2 separate regions of the Homo sapiens genome follow, and region 2 is linked to region 1. Evidence: read pairs that join two places in POLR2A ChIA-PET (ENCODE). Cell type or tissue: MCF 10A. All regions are shown on one strand. Each heading gives the region's core, and the rest is flanking DNA. Links, peaks and the distances in the headings are about the cores only.

Region 1 (5,583 bases), core at 1,111-5,110:
ACACACACACACACACACACACACACACCACACACAGCCAGGTGTGGTGGTACATGCCTGTGGTTCCAGCAACTTGGGAGGCTGAAGCAGGAGGATCACTATTACCCATGAGTTCGAGGCTGCAGTGAGCTATGATTGCACCACTCTGTCGTGCAGCCTGGGTGACAGAGTAAGACCCTGTCTCAAAACAAACAAACAAACAAAAAACAAAAAAAAAGCCGGCTGGTGTGGTGGCTCATGCCTATAATCCCAGCACTTTGGGAGGCTGAGGTGGGCAGATCACCTGAGGTCAGTTTGAGACCAGCCTGACCAACATGGAGAAACCCCGTCTCTACTAAAAACAAAAAACAAAAAACAAAACAAAAAACAAAACAAAATTAGCCAGTCGTGGTGGTGCATGCCTGTAATCCCAGCTACTTGGCAGGCTGAGGCAGGAGAATTGCTTGAACCTGGGAGGCGGAGGTTGGGTGAGCCGAGATCATGCCATTGCACTCCAGCCTGGGCAACAAGAGCGAAACTCCATCTCTAAATAAATAAATAAATAAATAGCAAGCCAAATATGGATATAGACTGATGGAAAGATAGCCCTAACACCACTGTTTGGTATGAAGGAGAACCTAGAGCACTTTGGTTGCAAACAGAGTTTTGGGTAAGTTATCTAGCTTAAAAATTTGCAGATAACAGGGAAAAACTGGAAGCTTTAGTAAGGGGGGAGAAAGTATCATAGTACATAGTACCTAGTAAAAGAGATGATTTTGACAGCACTATAGAAGGTAGAGTTGAGTGAAAGAAAAGGCTAGAGATAGGAAAGAGGAAACTATTAATTTATGCCAGGCATTGTGTTAAGAGCTAGGGATACAAAGCTGAATAAGGTATGGTCCTTGCCTTGGGCAGTAACAATAAAAATTGTCCGGATAAGCATCATATAACAGCAAGTATTTATACAGAGCCTAATATGTGTTGGGGCCCGTTCTTTTTTTTTTCGAGACGGATTCTTGCTCTGTCACCCAGGCTGGAGAGCAGTGGCGCAATCTCGGCTCACTGCAAGCTCTGCCTCCCAGGTTCAAGTGATTCTCCTGCCTCAGCCTCACAAGTAGCTGGGACTACAGGCGCCTGCCACCACACCGGGCTAATTTTTTTGTATTTTTAATAGAAACGGGGTTTCACCATGTTAGCCAGGATGGTCTCTATCTCCTGACCTCGTGATCCGCCCGCCTCAGCCTCCCAAAGTGCTGGGATTACAGGCGTGAGCTACCGCGTGCGGCCTCAGATAGATACTATGATTATCCCCATTTTACAGGTGAGGAGACAGGCATTGAAAGGTTAATAATTTGCCCAAGATTACATCATAATTTAGTAAGCTATGGAGCCAGGATCTGCACCTAGGCTCTTTGCGTTGCAGCTTTTTTTTTTTTTCCTTTTTAGACAGAGTCTCACTCTGTCATCCAGGCTGTAGTGCAGTGGCTCCACTGCACTTGGCTCACTGCAACCTCTGCCTCCCAGGTTCAAGTGATTTTCCTACCTCAGCCTCCTGAGTAGCTGGGATTACAGGCGTGTGCCACCACACCTGGCTAATTTTTGTATTTTTAGTAGAAATGGGGTCTCACCATTTTGGCCAAGCTAGTCTTGAGCTCCTGACCTCAAATGATCCACCCACCTTGGCTTCCAAAAGTGCTGGGATTATAGGCGTGAGCCACCATGCCTGGCCTGTTGCAGCTTTTTCACTCTTGCTGTTTGGAGAGTGGGAGGGAGTGTTCCAGCATTTTCACTTCAACTGCTGGTGGACTCTGTATTCTTGTCCCACGACCAAGAAGAATAAGGTGTGTAGACACTGGAGAGTGAGTAAGGCAGTCAGATTTATTTATTTATTTACTTATTTATTTTATTATTTTTTTTGAGATGGGGGAGTCTCACTCTGTCACCTGAACTGGAGTGCAGTGGCATGATCTTGGCTCACTGCAACCTCCGCCTCCCGGGTTCAAGCGATTCTCTTGCCTCAGCCTCCCAAGTAGCTAGAACTGTAGGTGCCTGCTACCACACCCAGCCAATATTTTGCTTTTTGTTTTTTTTTTGGCGGGGGGGCGATGGAGTTTCACTCTGTTACCAAGCTGGAGTGCAGTGGCACAATCTTGGCTCACTGCAACCTCCACCTCCTGGGTACAAACAATTCTCCTGCCTCAGCCTCCCAGGTAGCTGAGATTACAGGCGCCTGCCACCATGCCCAGCTAATTTTTGTATTTTTAGTAGAGATGGTGTTTCACCATGTTGTCCAGGACGGTCTCAATCTCTTGACCTCATGATCTGCCCGTCTTGGCCTCTCAAAGTGCTGGGATTACAGGTGTGAGCCACCGAACCTGGCTAATTTTTTGTATTTTTAGTACAGACGGGGTTTCACCATGTTGGCCAGGCTGGTCTCAAACTCCTGACCAGCCAGAGTCAGATTTATTAAGCAACAGAAAAGCTCTCAGCAAAGAGGGGGCCTGAAAGAGGATTGCCAGCTATGAGGCTGAGTGGGAGGGTGAGGAGGGTGGCTTATGGACTGGGAAAGGGAGGAGTGTGCTGATCGGGCCTGCAGGCTATCTTGCAGAAAGCACCACTCAGAAAGAGGTATGATAGTGTAAAGAACCAGTTGGAGGCAGAAGTGAAGGCTTGGCTCAACAACTTGGCCTGGAACCAAGTCAGGGGCTGAAGTGAAAGCTTGGGCCAGGACCTTGGCCTGGAACCAATCAGGGGCTGAAGTGATGATTCACCCTATGTAAATGAAGACTCCCGCTGTGGCCAATCACAGAAAGGTAAGCATATGTAAAATAGATGAAAACTAAGAGACTAAGGTGTGCCAAAGAGAGTGAAATATGTCCAAAAAGGGAGTGGTATTTGTTCATCTGGGTTCCTAGAGTAGGTATTTCCATTCCAGGATGCGGGCTGTCACTTATCTGGGGCCTGCAGTTTAATTTTCAGGCTGTTCTTTGTTTGAAGGAGTTTTACCAAGGACCCACCTTAACTGCCTGCCTGACTGGTTTCTTCTTTCTCCTCTCTCATTTCATTCAGAATTTGCTCTTGGACACTATTATACATTGCCTACTAAGATTGGGAGTGAATTTTTTTTTTATTTTTTAAGACAGTGTCTTGCTTTCTCACGCAGGCTGGAGTGCAGCAGCACAAGCTCGGCTCACTGCAACCTCCACCTCCCGAGTTCAAGCAATACTCCTGCCTCAGCCTTCCGAGTAGCTGGGATTACAGGCACGTGTCACCACACACGGCTAATTTTTTATATTTTTGGTAGAGATGGGATTTCACCATGTAGGCCAGGCTGGTCTTGAACTCCTGACCTCAAGTGATCTGCCCATCTTGGCCTCCCAAAATATTGGGATTACAGGCGTAAGCCACTGTATCTGGAGCTTTTTTTTTTTTTTTTTTTTTTTTTTACCACTGCACTCCAGCCTGGGTGTCAGTGAGACTCTGTCTCAAAAATAAATAAAGAAAGAAACAAATGAACAGCTGGGCACAGTGGCGCATGCCTGTAATCCCAGCACTTTGGGAGGCTGAGATGAGTGGATCACTTGAAGTCAGGAGTTCAAGACCAGCCTGGTCAATATGGTGAAACCCCATCTCTACTAAAATTATAAAAATTAGCTGGGCTGTGGTGGCGTGTGCCTGTAATGCCAGCTACTTGGGAGGCTGAGGCGGAAGAAACACTTGAACCTGGGAGGCGGAGGTTGCAGTAAACCTAGATGGCGCCACTGCACTCCAACCTGGGCAACAGAGTGAGACCCTGTCTCAAAAAAATAGGTAAAAATAAATAAATAAATAAATACAATACAATACAATAATAAAAAAGAATACAAAGACAAGCTGCAAATTGGGAGAATATATTTTCAAGACATATAACTGACAAAGGATTATTATCTGGAATTTTTGAAGACTTCCTACAAAAAAAGATAACCAGCTGGGCATGGTGGCTCACGTCTGTAATCCTAGCACTTTGGGTGGCTGAGATGGGCAGATCACTTGAGGCCAGGAGTTTGAGACCAGCCTGGCCAACATGGTGAAACTCTATCTCCACTTAAAATACAAAAATTAGCATTAGCTGCGCATAGTGGTGCACACCTGTGGTCCCAGCTACTTGGGAGGCTTAGGTAGGAGAATCGCTTGAACCTGGGAGGCAGAGGTTGCAGTGAGCTGAGATCGCACCACTGCACTCCAGCCTGGGCATCAGAGTGAGACTCTGCCTCAAAAAAAAAAAAAAAAAAGAAAAGAAAAAGAAAAAAAAGATAACAAACTAGAAAAATGGATGGGAATTTCACAAAAAAAGCAGAAATGGCTCATAAACATATGAAAAGTTATTCCCTATGTAATAATCAGGAAAATGCAAATTTTAGAAGATACCATTTCACACCCACTAAATTGGCTTTTTTTTTTATTTGAGACAGGTTCTTGCTCTGTCACCCAGGCTGGAGTGCAGTGGCGTGATCATGGCTCACTGCAGCCTTGACCTCCTGGGCTCAAGCAGTCCTCCCACCTCAGCCTCCCGAGTAGCTGGGATCACAGGCACGGTACCACACCCAGCTAATTTTTTTGTATTTTTTGTGTAGACAGAGTGTCACCTTGTTGCCCAGGCTGGTCTTGAACTCCTGAGCTCCAGCGATCTGCCCACTTTGGCCCCCCAAAGTGTTGGGATTACAGGTGTGAGCCACAGCAAAAGTTTTAAAGTCTGGCAATATTGAGGGTTGACATGGTTATGAATCAACAAGCGCTTTCATTCACTGTTGCGGGAGTGTAATTTGGTAAAACTGTTTTGGAAAATAGTTTGATATTACCTGGTGAAGTCGAATATGTGAGTATTTCAATTTACATTTAATATCTCAGTAATCCTGCTCTTAGACATATGCCCTAAAAACACAGGCAGTAAAGTTTATAGTCTCACTGCTTGCATTAGCAAAAACTGGAAATGACCCAATATCCGTCAACCCTAGAATGATAAGTTGTGATATATTCACTGGATGGAATGTCATAGAGCAGTGGAAATTAATGAGCTACAGCCACACACATCCACTGGATGAACTTCAGAAAGTGAAAAAACCAAAACCCAGAAGAAAACATACAGTGCAATGCAATTTATAAATATTTAATATCAGGCAAAACTGAACAATATATTGTTTATGGGTAAATACATAGGTGGTAAAAATAATTAATAAAAAGCAATAGAATCATGACCATAAAATTAAGGATAGAAGTTACCTATAGTGAGCAAGGGAAAAGAGTTTGGGAATGGTTGTTTGGCAGTTAGTAACACCTTACATAGCATCTAATTTAATATGCTTGTTTTCCAATGAATGGCCAGCCATTTCAATATATACTATCATTTTCTTCTTCTTTTAACTGTTTCCTTTTACAGTTTTATCATATGCTTTTATTGTATACTAAGTTTCCTTGTATAGTTAGGTGTATTTCTGGATCTTAGCCTCTCTTTTTAAAAAAATTTTAATTTAATTTTATTTTTTTAAGACAGAGTCTCACTCTGTTACCCAGGCTGGAGTGCGGTGGCAGGATCCTAGCTCACTGCAGCCTCAAACTCCTTGGCTC
Region 2 (5,583 bases), core at 815-4,814, 1.2 Mb before region 1:
GCCTCCTGGGTTCAAGCGATTCTCCTGCCCCAGCCTCCCTAGTAGCTGGGATTACAGGCACCTGCCACCACGCCCGGCTAATTTTTTGTAATTTTAGTAGAGACGGGGTTTCACCATGTTGGCCAGACTGGTCTCGAACTCCTGACCTCGAGTGATCCACCCGCCTCCGCCTCCCAAAGTGTTAGGATTCCAGACGTGAGCCACTGTGCCCAGCCGGACCTAGAGTTTTGAGAATATCAGAATAGAAACCTGGATAAGAAAGTTTATTAATTTAGGGGCACTTTCTTGGGATACAGGATTTACACTCCAGCAAGGACCCCACGAAATAGTTCAGATATATGAATATTATTGTGCTCCTACAAGCCTTGAAAAAGTAATGACCCACGCAGCCCAGTTGAAATGCTTGAATTTCAATGCTTCCTCCACATCAGCAGTGGAGGAAGAAATTTAAAAGTTTAGGAAAGTAGACATGTTGGAATGTATTATTTGAGGTCTAAAGACTCACCGTGGGATTATGTTCCATGGAAGACACACATCCTTTACCACAGCATTGGTGAGGGGGGCACCAGCATCAATAAACAAAATGGGAGCTAGACAGACAGTGGGCCAGGGATGAAGGTAGGAGAGGTCATAACAAAGCTGGGATTATTGATAGCAATGGAAATAACCGACCCCCTCCCCAATGCCAAGCAATAAAGGCCAGGTGGCAACAATAGAAGCCAGGAGGTCACAGTTCTCTCAATGACCAGCAAAGTCAAAGAGCCAGTCAAGACCAGGTACGGTTCATGCCTGTAATCCTGGTGCAAGGTGGGAGGATCACCTGAGGCCAGGGATTTGTGACCAACCTGGGCAACATAGTAAGACCTGTCTCTACAAAAAAAAAATTAGAAATTAGCCAGGCACGGCCAGGCGCGGTGGCTCACGCCTATAAATCCCAGCACTTTGGGAGGCCGAGGCGGGCGGATCACGAGGTCAGGAGATCGAGACCATCCTGGCTAACATGGTGAAACCCCGTCTCTACTAAAAATACAAAAAATAATTAGCTGGGCGTGGTGGTGGGCGCCTGTAGCCCCAGCTACTCGGGAGGCTGAGGCAGGAGAATGGTGTGACCCGGGAGGCAGAGCTTGCAGTGAGCTGAGATCGCGCCACTGCACTCCAGCTTGGGCGACAGAGCAAAACTCCATCTCAAAAAAAAAAAAAATTAGCCAGGCATAGTTGCATGTGCCTGTAGCTCCAGCTACTTGGGAGGCTGAGGTGGGAGGATCCCTTGAGCCCAGGGGTTGGAGGCTGCAGTGAGCCTCCTAGGCTGGTGCCATTGCACTCCATCCTTGTGACAGAGTGAGACCTTGTCTCAATCAATCAATCAATAAAAAAGCCAGTCAAGGGGAAATTAAGTTGATTAATAGAACATGATATCCCTAGGGATAAAATTAACAGCCAACAAGGGCAAATCAAACAAATGCAAGAATAGGCTGAGCACAGTTGCCCCCATAAAAAGTCTTGAAGTAGAGAAATTGGAAGCCTTGTGCAGTGTTGGTGGGAATGTAAAATGGTGCAGCTGCTGTGGAAAACAGTCTGAGTGTTCCCAAAAAATTAAAAATGGAATTACCGTATGATCCAGCAATCCCACTTCAAAAGTATTGAAAGCAGTGTCTTGAGATATTTGCACACCCATATTCACAGCAGCGTTATTCACAACAGCCAAAAGGAAGCAACTCAAGTGTCCATTGATGGATGAAAGGATAAATAAAATGGGAAATGTACATTATTCAGCCTTAAAAAGGAAGAAAGTCCTGTCACATACTACAACATGGATGAGCCTTGAGGATATTATGCTTAGTGAAACACGCCAGTCACAAAAAGACAAAAATACTGTATGATTTTATTTATATGAGGTATCTAAAGTAGTCAGATTCATAGGAACATAAAGTAGAATGGTGGTTGCCAGGAGCCAGGGGCAGGGAGAAATTTGGAGTTGTTGTTTAATAGGTATGGGGGGGTCAGTGTTGCAAGATGAGCAGCTCTAGAGCTCAGCTGCACAACACTGTGAATATACTTAAAACTATGAAACTGTACACTTACAAATTGTTAAGATAATCAATGTTGTTTTGTGTGTGGTTTTTTTCTTTTTTGGGGACAGGGTCTCGCTCTGTTGCCCAGGCTGAAGTGCAGTGGCGCTATCTCGGCTCATTACAGCCTTGACCTCCTAGGTTCAAGCGATCCTCCCACTTCAGCCTCCCAAGTAGCTGGGACTACAAACGCACACCACCACACCCAGCTGAAAATGTTATGTTTTTATCACTATTTAAAATAAAATATATGTTTTAAGAATACTAAAAAAAAAGTCATGATTCCTTCTCATTTCCTAGACCTGAGACATTTTTCAGACCTGAAATCTATTGAATGGGAAAATGTGACAGAGTCCCCGAGAGGAAGGTCCCTGCAACATCACAGCAAGTGTGCACTGTAATAATTCCACCAGTCCTGGGTGACTGTCACCTGGGAGAGGAGGAATATCCACTAGACACAGGGCCTGAAATGACACTGATATTCAAAGACCTGAAATGTCATTATGGCCCCTGTTACAATGATGGGCTATAGGTCAGGTAAAATGGGGATTCTGGCTGATGTCCAGCTTCAAGTGGGTCCACCGGGGCCGTGGCTCCACCTGGTGGTCATTGCCCCAGTCCCTGAGTGTATAACTGGGATTGGTATATTCAGCAGTTGGGGAAGCCCCGATGTGGGGCCCCTGCTTTATGATATAAGAGCTATCATGTGGGGAAGGTCAGTGGAAGCCTCTGAAATTGTGTCCGTCCCCCTTCACCCAGCCAAGATAGCAAATACAAAATAATATCTCATTCCAGAGGGAAGATAGAGATCATTGCCACCCTTAAGTACCTCAAGGATGCAAGGATTGTGGTCTGTGTCATACCTCTGTTTAATTCACCAGCCTGGCCCCTGCAGAAAACACATGGATCCTGGGAAATAACCATAGACGATTCCTAGCTCAGCTCAAGCCCCGAGTGATCATGCAGGGTGTGGTGTCATTGCTAGATTATATAAATATGGCTTCAAGTACATGACATTTGGCCATTGATTTGGCAAATGCATTCTTCTTTATCTCGATCAAGAAAGAGAATCAGAAACAGCATTCACATGGACTGGATGACAATATTCATTTAGATTCCCCCGGCCCCCAGGGTTGTTGTTAACTCTCCCAATCTATGTCATGATACATTCAGAAAAGATCTAGATCATCTGGACTTCCCACAGAATATCACAATGCTCCATTCATCAATGACATTAGGCTAATTTGGGAGAATAGCAAGAGGTGGCTGACACCTGAAAGCCTCGGGAAGACACATGCACTCTAGAAAATGAGACATAAACTCTCTGAAGATTCCAGGGCTTGCCCCTCCCATAAAGTTTTTTGGAATCCAGTGGTAAAGGGTGTACTAGGACGTTGCCTCTGAAACAAAAGACAAAATGCTGCGTCTTGCATGCACAAAGAAGGAACTAAAATGCCTGGAGGGTTCTGGCAGCAAGCATATTCCATGCCTGGGAATAGTGCTCCAGCCTGTATTCTAGAGGGTGCAGCTTTGTGTGGGCCTGGGGCAGGGATATAGAGCCTGATCAACAAAAGGAGCTAGAACTGCTCTTGGACAATAAGGCAGGAATATGTGTGAAACTCAGGTCAGCCACTTGAGCACCTCTTGATGATACCTTTCATGCCCAATGGTGACCTGAATGGCAAGTGCAGCCCAGCCTGTGAAGGGTGACGTGATCAGGGACTCAGAGCCTCTCAGGAATCAGGGTTGTGCTACGCCACCTGGTAGGCTATCGAGACCAGCAGAAATGACAGTGGTGTCATCTGTAGCAGAGAGGGAGAGTGGAATTTAGAATGGATAATGGAGGAGGGAAATGATGTTACCTATTGCAAGACCAACTGCAGCAACAGCCTGTGGTTAACCCACTGACCTCCCTTAACTAAGTCCCTTCAAGAAAAGAGCCCATTGAAACCCCGGAAGAGCTACCCCTCAATGTGTGTGGAAAGTAGATCCACATGGTACAAAAGGAAGACTGTGGTAGCCATGAAGGTGCCCCACTTGGATTTGTCTTCAAGAAAGAACTTGCTGCTCAGCTGCAAGGAGGACAGTTAGCTGTCAGCCTCCAGCTGTTAGTGCTGAGGGATCTGTCTCAGTTTTCCAGCCAAGGCACACTGCTCTCAGCAGGCTCTGGCCAGTGACTGAGCAGAGTGGAGGGGTTCTTAGGGCCTGGACATTTCTGCCCTATGCGAACCCCTCTAATGAAACACCTTTGCTCTGGAGTTCCCCAATATGTTGCCCAAGATTCTATCTGCATTTCAGTCTGAGGCTCTCCTTGTTGAACCCTGCTTCCTGTCCCCTCTCATAGGTACTCCCTCTTAGGCCTCTTACACTCCTCATTCAGTATCTGCTTCTCAGAGGAGGCAGCTGACAAACCTTTCTTCCTCTTGTCTTTCCCATCCCCAACATCTAATCCATCAGCAAGTCTTTTTGGTTCTACCTTAAAGCATAGCTGGAATATGACCATTTCTCCATCTCTCCTCTGCCAGCTCCTTCCCTACATAGTCTAGTGATGTCTCTTTGCCTCCTCTCATCCCCATTCAGCAGCTGGAGTGTCTTCTTGTATGTGTGTGGGTGTTTTTGTTTTTGTTTTTGTTTGTGTGTGTGTGTGTGTGTGTGTGTGTGTGTGTGTGTGACAGAGTTTCGCTCTTGTTGTCCAGGCTGGAGGGCCATGGTGTAATCTCGGCTCATCACAACCTCCGCCTCCCAGGTTCAAGTGATTCTCCTGCCTCAGCCTCCCGAGTAGCTGGGATTACAGGTATATGTGCCATCATGCCCGGCTAATTTTGTATTTTTTTTTTTTTAGTAGAGACGAGGTTTCTCCATGTTGGTCAGGCTGGTCTTGAACTCCGACTTCAGGTGATCTGCCAGCCTCAGCCTCCCAAAGTGCTGGGATTACAGGTGTGAGCCACCACGCCCAGCCTGGAGTGTCTTCTTAAAGCAGTTCATGTCACTTGACTACTTAAAACCACCCTAATTTCATGTCACTCTTAAAAATCCAAATATTTTCTTTGGCAAATAAGGCCCTTCTCTGCCAAGCACAGTGGCTCATGCCTGTAATCCCAGCACTTTGGAAGGCTGAGGCAGGCAGATAGCTTGAGCCCAGGAATTTGAGACCAGCCTGCACAACATGGCAAAACCTCATCTCTACTAAAAATACAAATAAATAGCCAGGCGTGGTGATGCATACCTATAGTCCCAGCTACTTGGGAGGCTGAGGTGGGAGGACCACTTGAGCCTGGGAGGTCAAGGATGCAGTGAATCAAGATTGTCCCACTGCACTCCAGTCTGGGCGACAGAGTGAGAGCTTGTCTCAAAAAAGAAAAAGGGAAAAAAAAAGGTCCTTCTTCTTCTGACTCATGCATATCTCCAACCTTATCCCCAGGCCAGACACACAGATCTCTTTTCTGTTCTGTACACACGCCAAGCTCTTTCCCACCTCAGGACCTTTGCCCTTGCTATTCCTTCTGCCTAAAAT

The links. ChIA-PET counts read pairs that join two places held together with the same protein. Peaks named below come from ENCODE experiments on the same cell type or tissue, not always from the same donor. Only the 100,000 strongest peaks of a DNase experiment are listed, where the experiment ranks them.
Region 2: POLR2A ChIA-PET joins it to region 1 with 6 read pairs; 2 of 35 experiments call an interaction of 5 or more read pairs at or near these places.

What each region holds. Positions count from the first base shown.
Region 1 is chr1:151,349,521-151,355,103 of GRCh38, forward strand. No RefSeq gene overlaps it. Among named protein-coding and RNA genes, the nearest start is that of RFX5, 5.1 kb to the left of the region's middle. RefSeq lists a silencer at 1,680-1,880. In MCF 10A, for the core only: no CTCF peak of the experiment used is centred there; a DNase peak (open chromatin) is centred at 2,691.
Region 2 is chr1:150,166,495-150,172,077 of GRCh38, forward strand. The region is part of intron 2 of LINC02988 (long intergenic non-protein coding RNA 2988); the gene reads left to right. Among named protein-coding and RNA genes, the nearest start is that of LINC02988, 8.6 kb to the left of the region's middle. In MCF 10A, for the core only: a CTCF peak has its summit at 2,674 (motif pointing left); a DNase peak (open chromatin) is centred at 2,647.